2 separate regions of the Homo sapiens genome follow, and region 1 is linked to region 2. Evidence: chromatin contacts called from ENCODE Hi-C or POLR2A ChIA-PET data. All regions are on one chromosome and are shown on one strand. The core of a region is the stretch at or near the end of the contact, and the rest is flanking DNA. Distances in the headings are between cores, read along the strand shown. Region 1 overlaps BTBD9 (BTB domain containing 9). Region 2 overlaps BTBD9 (BTB domain containing 9).

What was found. A loop is a pair of places that touch in the nucleus more often than their neighbours do. ChIA-PET counts read pairs that join two places held with the same protein, here RNA polymerase II (POLR2A). Pooled maps may share reads with other maps.
Region 1: a loop to region 2 is called in a map of esophagus muscularis mucosa, with 2.1 times the contacts of the local background. The contact joins two enhancer-like sites. A Hi-C loop is called at or near these places in 3 of 168 maps with a recorded cell type or tissue (PC-3, dorsolateral prefrontal cortex and esophagus muscularis mucosa) and 4 of 50 pooled maps. POLR2A ChIA-PET finds 5 or more read pairs at or near these places in 3 of 52 experiments (PC-9 and activated T-cell).

Annotation. Positions count from the first base shown.
Region 1 is chr6:38,258,490-38,264,432 of GRCh38, forward strand. The region is part of intron 8 of BTBD9 (BTB domain containing 9); the gene reads right to left. Among named protein-coding and RNA genes, the nearest start is that of BTBD9-AS1, 220 kb to the right of the region's middle. Within about 2 kb of position 4,187, at least 7 of the 41 ENCODE cell types and tissues checked have a DNase peak (open chromatin) inside an H3K27ac peak, as active enhancers do.
Region 2 is chr6:38,208,709-38,215,047 of GRCh38, forward strand. All of the region lies in intron 9 of BTBD9 (BTB domain containing 9), which reads right to left. Among named protein-coding and RNA genes, the nearest start is that of BTBD9-AS1, 270 kb to the right of the region's middle. Within about 2 kb of position 4,048, at least 7 of the 41 ENCODE cell types and tissues checked have a DNase peak (open chromatin) inside an H3K27ac peak, as active enhancers do.

The DNA.
Region 1 (5,943 bases), core at 2,937-5,436, 50 kb after region 2:
GAAGGCAGTGTCTACGTCTTACTGATTTTTTCTATACCATTCACATAATGTCTCACATGGAGCTTAAACTCAGTCAGTGCTTGCTGAGCAAATCTATTCTTTGTAACTACAGCAATAATGGCCGGGCGCAGTGGCTCACGCCTGTAATCCCAGCACTTTGGGAGGCCAAGGCGGGTGGATCATGAGATCTGGAGATTGAGACCATCCTGGCTAACACAGTGAAACGCCGTCTCTACTAAAAATACAAAAAATTAGCCAGGCGTGGTGGTGGGCACCTGTAATCCCAGCTACTCGGGAGGCTGAGGCAGGAGAATCGCTTGAATCCAGGAGGCGGAGCTTGCAGTGAGCTGAGATCATACCACTGCACTCTGGCCCAGGCCACAGCGCGAGATTCTGTCTCAAAAAAACAAAAAACAAAAAACAATCAATAATAATGATCATGATGGCCAACATTTCTTTAATGTTAACTGTGTATTAGGCCCTATGTTAAGTGCTCTGTACAATTCGTCTTATTAAAATCCTTCTAAATATCCTCTTAGCAAGCACTATTATTATGAAATTACAGATATTGAAAGTGTGAGGATTAAAGCATGTTAAGTAACTTGTCTAAACTCATACAGTAACTAAGTGATGGAAATGATACAAGGTTCTAACCTGGTACCTTCACCAAAAGCCCATTTCTGTAATCCCACTGCCAAATGTTTCCATTACTCTCAGTTTACATATCTGGTTCACAATTTACAACCTCTAACCTATCACTCTATAAAAGTAGCTTGTATTATTTTCCCTTAATCTTATGATTATAATCAGTGAAAATCCTTTGCACAAGTTCAGTTTAGTATCACATATAAAGCTATTACTGAGGACTAGGATTGCCTGTGTTTTCCGTTTTCCTTCACCGTTACCTTTTTTGTTGTTGGGGAAGGTTGGGAGGACAGCTTCTCTCTCTGTTGCCCAGGCTGGAGTGCAGTGGTGCAATCATAGCTCACTGCAGCCTCAAACTCCTGGGCTAAAGCAATCCTCCTGCCTTAGCCTCCCAAGTAGCTGGGATTACAGGCACACACTACCACACCCAGCTAATTAAAAAACAAACAAACAAAAGATTATTTTGTAGAGATAGGGTCTCACTGTGTTGGCCAGGCGGGGTCAAACTCCTGGCCTCAAGCTACCCTCTCGCCTGGCCTCCTAAAGGGCTCGCCTTCCCTTTCATTCCTTATTTTCTATTGTAATTCTGTTTGCTATCAATTACTAAACCCATGCTACCTAATATTTTTGAACTCATCTTTTAAGTAGAGAAAACTGTTAAATGGGTTTGGAAAGCATTAGTAGATGATACCTACTGATTCTCTTTAATACGCCTGAGTGTTTAATCTCTCCAAGTACCCTGAATGAATCAGAAAGGATTCCACTCTGTTGTTCTTAAGTGGCCCAAAATTCTACTCTTAGATTACACTAATTTTCTTATAAGAACGTGAATCATTTCCTTCATTAGTCATTTCCTCAAATATTATCCTAGTCTGTAAGCACTTTTATGCAGTCAGCCTATGCTAATTTATATTTATTTTGAGTAACTTTTAAAAGTGTATTTTTTGCTCCTATGTTTGTCTGGTTCTTATTTTGATTATAAGAACTTTAGAAAGATGTTTGGTCTTTCTCTTTTTAAAAACTCTGCTTCAAACATGTAGGCTCTGTTCATGGCATATGTTCCATATATGTTCTGGATTGAAATCATTCGTAACTCTGACACAGTAGAGTAAAACTAGGGGAAAACTTCAAATCAATTAATCATTCTCTTCATTTAACAGTTCTGTTACCATAACTGTTGTTGGAAGATAATGTTGAGGTTATTTTCCCCAGTGGGATTTTTAATTATTTATGGAGAGCTAGGTTTATCATATTCCCTATCCTTCTAGATAATCATAAGCTAGTGTTTCTACAGAGGACTGAAATGAAAATGGTCAGTCCGTTTTGGGATAGAACCTAACCACATCTCAAAACATTTCATGGAAAATGACAGCCTTGAAGAGGATATGGGATATGGAGAAGATAAAAAAAAGAAGGATAAATTATGAGTATCATATATGTTCTAGTAGATATTCTTGGAGTGATAACATATTTGAGGAAAATTTTAAGTTGTATATATCATGCTCTGTAAGTAGCTTATTCTATAAAAGTCCTCCAATTTGTTTCAAGGCAAATTATTATCTTAAAATGAAGGTAATCTGAAATTCCAGTAACTTTTAAAACATATACACACAGTGCATATGGTTTGTAACTTGCTACTTTTGCTTAATGGTCTATTATGAATATCTTTTTGTAACATCAAATATTCTTCTACATCATATGTACTGACTTCATAGTATTTCACTGTATGGATGTCTCATACTTTATTTAATCAATCTATTATTATCTGACACTTAAGTAGTTAATATTTCACTGTTATGAAAATTCTTTTTTTTTTCTTTGGAAACAGGGTTTTGCTTTGTTGCCCAGGCTGCAGAATGCAGTGGCACAATCATAGCTCACTGCAGCCTCAATTTCCTGGACTCAAGTGATCCTCCTGCCTCAGCTTCCTGAGTAGCTAGGACTACAGGTGCACACCACCACGCCCAGCTGATATTTTTTTTTTTTTAATTTTGTTGCCTAGGCTAGTCTCCAACTCCTGGCCTTAAGCAATCCCTCCACCTCAGCTTCTCAAAGTGTTGGGATTAAAAGCATGAGCCACTGAGTCCAGCGTATTATGAAAATTTTGTGATAGACATTCTTAAGCTAAATCTATGATTATTGTCTTTGAATGATTCTGTAAGTGAAACTCCTGGAACAGGGCATATAACATCTTGAGGCTTTGATGTATATCATAAAATAGCTGTATACTTCTATTCCCCCCAACCCCAAGCAAAAATCTATACCAATTTATATTAACACTACCAGCACTGCATAACAAATGCCTGTTTCTGTGCATCATCACCAATATTATATATTATGTTTAAAAATACTGCTAATTTGATAGCTGAAATATCTTATTAATCTGCAATTTTTAACTTATTGAGCTTGAACATTTTACCCATTTTCTACTTATATGTATCTTTTTGTTAATGACTTACAAAATGTCCTCTATATTTAAAGGATATTAATCCACTGCCTATCATAGTTTGCATGCTGAAGGTATTAATTTTTATTAGCCTAGTCTATCGATCTTTACCTCACTAATTTATTCTGGCCTAAATTCTTTTTTTCTGAACAGCAGCCAAGTGCTCATACTGGTTGAGACATCCTCTCTCTAGTCCTCTATTAAGAGTCCCCAGGGACTGGAGATGTGGGGTCATGGTGACTCCTGAGTGGAAAAGGGACACTGACGGATCTCAGGTCATCGAGCCTAGGGCTCAGACTCAACCTACATGTTGAAGTTTTAAAGAGGACTTCTAACTCATGCCTAGGATGCACATTTGCTTGGAATTTAGGCTTAGCCAGGAATTAAACCCCTTTGTTGATTTGACTGAAAAAAGCAACTGCAGCTGAAGAATACTAAAGGAAAAACTGATTCAACCTCTGCTTTTCCATTGAGAGGAATTTTGCTCTACCAATTCCCTTCACTTCTTTGGCTGCCTGCAAAGTGTATTCTTATGTCTTTGTGCCTGCAACAACAGAGAGCTATTTCTGACTTGTAAACTAGCTGGGAATGTTTGCATGGTGAGCTCATCCAGGACAGACACTCTCTATGACCTTAACTGAAATGAGCTCCTTAAACATACACAGCACACTTCCACCCATAGATCAGAAGCCATTTTCAAAAGGGGCTGAATAAAGGAAGTTGCTGGCCAAGATTTATTGATGCAGATCAGGTCGGTGTTTAGCTGTTGCCACAAACCTCTCTAACTAATGAGCACAGCATGAAATGCCTGGTGATATTATATATGTTGTCTCCTCCATCTTCCCTTATTCTCATTGTGCAGTTTCCCTAAAAGCAGTGAAGTGCTGGGCTTTTTTTTTTTTTTAATTGATTAGCAGATGTGATTTTGCTTACATCTTCCATAAATGCTCTGGCTGGCTGCATACCATTGATTACCAGGGGTTCAGTTTACAGCAACTAATTGCTCTCCTTGCTGGTATTTTGATACAAAATTCAATAGCGAATATGTTTTCAAAACTCTTTTCTTTGTGGCTTGAGTCAGAAGTGACTCAATGCAAACCCAGTGGACTGAGGTTTCCAGTCTTTAAAATAGTTGCTCTCTCATCAGTCTGTGAAGAAAGTTTCCAAATTGTAGCATTTTAATTGGAAAGTCTACATTATGCATGCGATGACAAACTATGTTGTGCTGAATGGCACTTTTTTCATCCTTTTCTTAAGGGATTAATACTGTGCCAGATTGTGAACAATGGCTGAAGTATAACAGTTGAGGTCAACAGCTTCTCCACTGAATTGGTGCCTTTTAGACCAGAAGCAAGGGCCTGTTTTGCCTGTTTCTAACTGTCCATCATTTGTGGGAAATTCCACTGGAAGGCCTGGGACCATAATGCCACTGTTGCTAAATTTTCTCATTTGGGTGAAAACCAACTAAAGGAAGATCAGCAACCAGGATATTAGTGACAGTGCAATAACTTATGATCAAATCCATTCCTAATCTTTCAGTTAAAGTGAAAGATACTCCTGATCTCAAAAATGTATACAGTATATTCTTTGGTAAAGATCCTTTAAGTTCTTCAGAAATAATTGTCTTCCATTCAACAATTCAAAAAATATTTACTGAATAACTACTCAGTAACATTAGGCAAGTCACTTTACTTATACTTTGGTTTCATCCTTTGTGACATTAAATGTCGAGATTTGATGGCTTCTCAGCACTCTTCCAGTTCTAACATTTAATATTCTGTTATAGCATATGCAGAGGTTTTTTTGGTATGTCTGTACATTACACAGTAACTCCTGTCTTTGACAACTCTTTCCAGCACAACCTCAAGGTGGACATGGGAGATTCCTGAGCTCAGTTTATCCTCTGGACTTGGAAGCTGCCCAATCCATGCTGGGCTAATCAGATTTCCTTTCTCAAAAATTTAGAATTATGTGAGATTCCAGCCTAACGTGCCCTGTTCACTTAAAATGAGATGATGAAAATACAGGCATTCTGGGGTGAGTCTCTTTGATCACAGGCATACAGAAGCAAAGAAAGATACCTGCAGTGAGAAGCAGAGACCACAGGCTGTGCAGTCCAGGGAGGGCTACCTGGGGTCCCGACAGATTCCAATGTCTGGTTTCAAAACCTACTAGGGCCCTCCGAGTTTCTCCTCTAGTATTCCGTGAGAAATCTTCTAATCACTTAAATAAAGTTACCATTTGCGGCTTAACCTATCTTTACTTGGTTTCTGTTACTTGGAACTAAAAGGGCCAAAGATAAGCTCCTGGTGGAGTGCACTGGACAGAAAAGGTACGCAATAAGAGTAGATGTTATGGCAGTGAGGATAGCAATGATACCGTGATGGCTACAGGACCAGAGAGACAACGAGGTAAAGAGCAGGGGTGGTGGGAAACCTCCCTTATGATGGCAATCTTTTCGTTCAATTATGAAAGAGGATTCTATGTAGAAACGGAGAGCGGTAAGACTGTGGTGTACGGTGGCAAGGCAAAACAGGCTTTGGAGTGGGCTCAGTGGCATCAGTGGAGCTGCAGGGAGAGAGCCTTGCAAAGATGGAACAATCAGTGTAGTTTATAACTCTCCTCAGCGGTGGCACTGGGGAAGCAGGGCCAACAGTGACAAGGAGGATACAGGCCAGGGTCAGAGAACGAAGGGCCAGGAAAAGTAATGACCACCTGTAGGCTTCTGAGGAGGTAAGTGGGATCAGAGATGGTAGACTAATGTTCAGAACAGAGAGAGACTGGAGGTCATGATGCAAAGAACAGATGCGGCAGCTGTAAAGGTGAGGGAGAGAGGTAAGGAGTTGTGGTGA
Region 2 (6,339 bases), core at 2,798-5,297:
TCTGCAGGATGCTTAACTGGATTTTATAGCTGTCTCGCTGTCCAGACTTACAGGGAATTCTGGGTTCGTTCCATTCACCCTGTTTGTCCATTCAACAACTATTTATTGAGACCCTCTATGTGTCAGGCTTAGGAAAAATGGGGCCAAGTTGATCTAACCTGACTGCAGACCTGAGGCAGCAAAAAACCGTGTTAGGAGCTATGGGAATTAGTGATTGTTTTGGCCACACGCTGACTAGCCAAAGGCTCACTAAGATCAAAAGTCGCACATGGGAGCCTCACAGACATACCTTGCTGGTTTCCTGAGTATTTTTTAAAAAGTTGAGTTAGCTGCCACTTAAACATTGGGAAATTTCACAGCAAAACAGAGATGCCTCCCTTCTCTTGAAAACCAGAAGATCTGGCATGCATGAGTCCTCTTCCCTGCCTGACAACAGCTGGAGATGAGGAGAGCTTTTGGTGGTCTCTCTTACTGCCTGCGCCTGCCCTGGCCTGCTTTGCTCCCTCACATCACCCATCTGGTCCAAGGAGGTGGCCGAGTGTCTACCCCAGCCTTAGATAGAGCTCGGTGTTAAAATGGACTCTTGTACAGTAATCTCACCAGGTTCAAAATTCTTTGCGGATTTAGCACCAGAACTGACATAAAAATCATGTTTCAGGATTAAGAAAAGTAAATCCTTATACTGTTTTGTTCTTGGCCTCGAGACAGGTACAGCTGAGGACATAAGAACTAACTACAGTCCTCACTTCCTGCTGCCTGCCTTCCCTTGGCTGTGGTTAGCAGAAGTCTGGTTATAGCTGGACCGGTGGGTCTTAACCTTGGCTGCACATCAGAAACACCCGTGGAGCTAAACTTTTGAACTCCCAGACCACAGCCCACACCAATTAACGCTCAAAACCTCTGGGGGGGTGGGCCCTGCTTGAGTCCTTTTTAAATTCCTCAGGTGATTTCAATGTATGGCCAAGGCGGGCCCCTTGCCCAGGTTGGGGATTGAGTGTTAGGAGCAGCTTGCTAGCATGGACATGTGGCATCTTCTGTCCCGACTACAGTCCGCTTCCACCTCCCTGCCTGACTTCCTTCCTGGGATTCCTTGATCTAGGTAGGTGAGCATTTGATGCTTTCTGGCAGAGGAGGAGCTTCAGACTTCTGTCTGGTAAATGCACTTGCATCTACTGCTCTAACGTAAGCCAATCTTGAGTTTTGCCTTCTGTGCTCATAGCATAATTTTCCCTTTTAGAGGGGTTGCCTCTCACAGAGAGCGGCAGGACCCTCCCGCCAGCTCCTCATATTCTAACGCTGTGGCAGCTACAGAAAGGGATGTGTCCCAGGGGCGTCCATGGCGGTTTGAATGACTACGTGGGGAGACAGGGGAAGGGGGTGTTTTAATGCTCGACGTCTCACTCAGTACCCCAGCCCCAACCTTGCTCCCACTCTGCCATACAGCCTCCTTGATTCCCCTAAGGGGATGCAGTAATTGATGATTAGCATTCCAAAGCTTGGCTTACATCCTGCTAGCCCGTCATATTTAATTACATTTTAACTATATTCGTCTTCGATAATAGCACGAACATAATTTAGATAATTATCTCTCTCTCTCTCTCTTATTCTCTGACTCTGTCTCACTTAGAACTTCCTGCAACAAAAATCACTTTCTCGGCTCAAACACATAAACAGACTCTGGGGCCAAGTGCTTTTCTCTCTCCTGCAGCAGCAGCTGTGCTAGAAACGCAATGATTTTGAGTATCATGCAGAAAAAAGCAAATTCGTGTTTCTTCCTGTCTCTGTATTCATGTTTGTACACAAGTGGTGGTGGGAGAGTGCGTGTGTTTGTGTGTGTGTGTGTGTGTGTGTGTGTGTGTGTGTGTGTGTCTGCATCTGGGCAAGAGTTTTTGTGTAGTACAGAAAGAGGAGACGCCTAGTCAATCAAATTAGTCTATGAAGCACCCTCTTGGTCTGGCATTTCTTTCTTACAAGGTTTAATGGTTTCGCTCCCAAATTTAAACTCTGTTGAAACAGTTCTAAATGTCTAGTAAGTCTTTTGAAGAGATGTGTTCTTTCCAATAGGGTTTCTGTCACACTTGGATCTTATAATTAATTACCTTTACCCTTGTCTATTATCCGCCTTCTCCAAGAGACCATCAGGTATGAGAGAGAAACTGGGACTCTTCAGGGAGAGTGTGTCTTGAACACACTGCTACACATTACCAGGCGTCCCAGTCCCTCCTGAACACCAAGTGGGTCACACACATCTGAGTTCCTCGGCCTAACAGCTCCCCTCCCCTTCCCCATTCTGGGCAAAAGGTATCAGAGCCTTTGTTGGTTTTCCTAGAGAAGCTGGCCATTGTAGCTGAGCTCTTTAGGTACAAAGATTTTTATGTTGCAAAGTTCAAGTCTCTGAGAAGATTCTGAACAAATAAGGAATAAGAAATGGGTTCATAAGGCCAGGCACGGTGGCTCACGCCTGTAATCCCAGCACTTTGGGAGGCCGAGGCGGGTGGATCACGAGGTCAGGAGATCGAGACCATCCTGGCTAACACGGTGAAACCCCGTCTCTTCTAAAAATACAAAAAATTAGCCGGGCATGGTGGCGGGCGCCTGCAGTCCCAGCTACTCAGGAGGCTGAGGCAGGAGAATGGCGTGAACCTGGGAGGCAGAGCTTGCAGTGAGCTGAGATAGCACCACTGCACTCCAGCCTGGGCAAAAGAGCGAGACTCCGTCTCACAAAAGAAAAAAAAAAAAAAAATTCACTCTAGGCTATGTGCAGTGGCTCACACCTATAATCCCAGCACTGTGAGAGGCCTAGGTAGATGGATCACTTGAACCCAGGAGTTCAAGACCAGCCTGGCCAACATGGCGAAAGCCCATCTCTACTAAAAAATACAAAAATTAGGGGGGTGTGGTGGTGCATGCCTATAATCCTAGCTACTCAGGAGGCGGAGGCACGAGACTCGCTTGAACCCAGGAGGTGGAGGTTGCAGTGAGCTGAGATTAAGCCACTGCCCTCCAGCCTGGGCAACAGAGCAAGATTCTGCCTTAAAAAAAAAATCACTCTGGCTCAACCTTGTCTGATGTTGAACAGGAATATGGGGCTATATTTGTGTAGTTAACAAACTCTTGCTGTCACTTGCTTGAGGCCAAAATTCCTAGCTGTTCTTGGCAATAAACACTCAGACCAGATTTCAGGAGCTAGGCAGAGTGTCTAGACCAACATTTTGCCACCACTGTGTTGAGTCCACCAATTGACTCTTCTCGTGTGACTGACCCATGGCTGGGTGATGTGGGGAAGGGAAATCAGCAATTTGCTGATTCTGGCAACTGCGTAGTAACCTGTTGACCCACCAGAAAAATTATTATAGAAACCATTTAACGTGGTCCCAGGAGAGGCTGTGGGGTCCTGTCCTTGGTGATGTTAAAGAGGGGCACAGGAGTGGCCCTCCCTTGGTGGCCAGGAGAATGTTAAAGCCTGGAGCTCTTTCTGAGCAGGGGCTCTCCACCCATGGTGCAGGCTCTGGGCTAATCACTCCCATTCCTCAGCGATGGCTGCTGGGTAGAGTGAGGTGGACGCAACACTGGGCAACACTGGTCTGTGCTGAGGGGCCTGCCTGGGGCTGTGGTTTCATGTGTGTGAAATTCCTATACAGAACAAGCTGGGCTACTCTGGGCCAGCCTGCGCTGGGGGACAGGAAGGTTGAGAGGGGGTGACACAGGACTATGGGGCATGACCCTGCACAGGCTTCACAAACTTTGATTTGCTCCCTGTTGCTCAGAAAGTTGTTCCTACTTTTGACCTCTCAGTACCTAGCTTAGAGGCTTGGGAATTTTGCTGAAATTTGCCTGAAAAATAACAAAAACCAGGGTGTAGGTCTCCACTAAATGGCAATGGCAGAGCCAGCCGCTTGGCCACACCCCTTGCCAGCAGGCATCTCTGGAGGCTGGTGAGGGGAGGGAGAAAATTCAGTCTGCTGTTCCCCAGAGGATTTCCTGCCCCCAGAAAACACAATGCTAAACAAAGTTATTGATTTAATGACGTCAGCAGCTCCTTTCAGCCTGTGAGGAGGGCAGGTGAGCTCTGAAAAGCCTGCTACCTCCAAGGAGACGGCCTCCTCCTCCTGGCTCCGTGTGGCTGTCCAATACCACCCCCTTCTCCCCCAGCAGCGCATTCCCTCCCAGAAGCACCCTGGAAATGTGAAGACTAGGCATGGGCAGGAGCCAATTTTCAAATGTTAAGAATTTGGCAATTTCATTTCCTAATGTTTTAAATACCAAAGGGATTTAGAATACAAAGAGGACTAACTGGCCCCTGAATTTCAGGTGTTTTTTTTTTTTTAAGGCTGCTTTTGTGGAAATTAATGTCAAAAGCCCATGCAAAACAAAGCCCAGCCCTGACCTATGATCTCACACACAGCTAAGCAAGCAAGTGGCCTTCCAGAAGGATCACCAGACGGTCTCAGAATCAAACCTGATCAATTTCATACCTAAAAGTTACACTAAACCCCTGTGGGTATTTTAGATCTAATGACAAGCCAAATTCGTTCAGCACCTGACAGTGGGGAGATATTCAGTAAAAACTTTAAAAATAGACTCTCCCTCTCCAGCCATTAAGGGCCTGATATTTGCAGCTGAACAGACAGGAAGTTGGGAGCACTTGGGAGAGCTTAAAAAAATCTCTGGAGTAAAAAAAAAAATGTTTTCCTATGATGAAAACCATTGCCCTTAGCACAGAGCGGCCCAAGATTAGCCTAGAGCTATTTAACACACTGGAATCTCTGAATATGAGTTCTGTAATAAAAAGGTGACAAGTCTTTGAGGCAGGCCCCATAAAGGCCCTTTCCGGGATCTGCATTAACTGTCACATTCAACACAAAGCACTGCATTCAAGACAGTGAATGATCTGCAAGCCAATGTGAGGCAGTATGTGGCATGTAACAATCTTTCTTCTGGGACAGTTTCTGTCAATAAAAAAGTTGAATTAAAAAAAATAAAAAAATCATGGCTGGGCGTGGTGGCTCACGCCTGTAATCCCAGCACTTTGGGAGGCTGAGGCGGGCGGATCATGAGGTGAGGAGATCGAGACCCTCCTGGCTAACATGGTGAAACCCCATCTCTACTAAAAATACAAAAAAAATTAGCCAGGTGTGGTGGCAGGCGCCTGTAGTCCCAGCTACAGGCTGGGACTGAGCTGGAGGCTGAGGCAGGAAAATGGCATGAACCCAGGAGGCGGAGCTTGCAGTGAGCTGAGATTGCGCCACTGCACTCCAGCCTGGGTGACAGAGCGAGACTCCATCTCAAATAAACAAACAAAAATAATAATAATAATAATAATAATTTCTCCCTCTTTTCAAACATTTTCTTGATTTAAAAAAAGTCACCATTAGCACTCTCTGGTGTTGATGACTTTTCGGGTCTGTCTGTGTTGGCCTAGATTTCTCTCAGGCTTATAAAAGGTGCATGTTCTCTCCAAGGCCCCTCACTCCCCACTGGCTGGCTCCAAGTCACTCTCTGGCCCCTCCCTCAGATTCCTGCCATACACTGGCCTAGATGCAGGCAAGGATGGGCTTTCTCTGCAACCCTGCTTTTTCCTGCACATCTCAGCGCCCTCAGCCAGGCTGCCATGTGGCATTATGCCAGTGCCAGAGTGTAGCAAGGACTGACCTAGCCCGCTGGCTCCCTGTGAGTTCACAAAGAAGGTGGACAATGAGACAGGACAGGTGACAAGGGCATATGTTAAGTACATACATTAAGTTAAATAATTTAAATCATTTGACACAAAAACCAGATGCCAAGACAGGCAGGGGGATCAGCTGGGCACTGAGAGAGGCTAAAGGTGTGACAGGGCAGGGAGAGTCTGCAGGTCACTTTAGTTGGCCAGAAGAGCGAAAACAGGGAGGAGGAGGCTGCAAGGGAGGTCGCGTGCTTTTTGTGAGGAATCCTAATTCCCCTCAAACCAGCAACCCCAGAGATTCCCAACCCATATTTTGCCAGCCTGGGCTTCCTGTGTGCCCAAGGTTTGATGCCATGTATTTCATTACACCTGCTTTGAATTTTGTTCATGCCGTCAGGGCTAAGATATCAAGCAATGACTTCTTTACTACTTCATAGTAAACAAGCAGCCATAAGACACAAGAAAATATGGCTTCCTTTCAGACTGTGTTTCAGTCTACCCCTAGCTATTCACCGTACCAGTCCCCTGCCCTGAGGGTTTTGCAGAGCTGAAGGCAGATGCCAAAAAGTCAAAAATTGCATTCAACAAGGTTAAAAGTTATCCTTGGCACACGGAAATCTCTCGCAATAAAATAACATAAGGCACTTGCTGAAGCTACATCAGCTGATTTTTCTGTA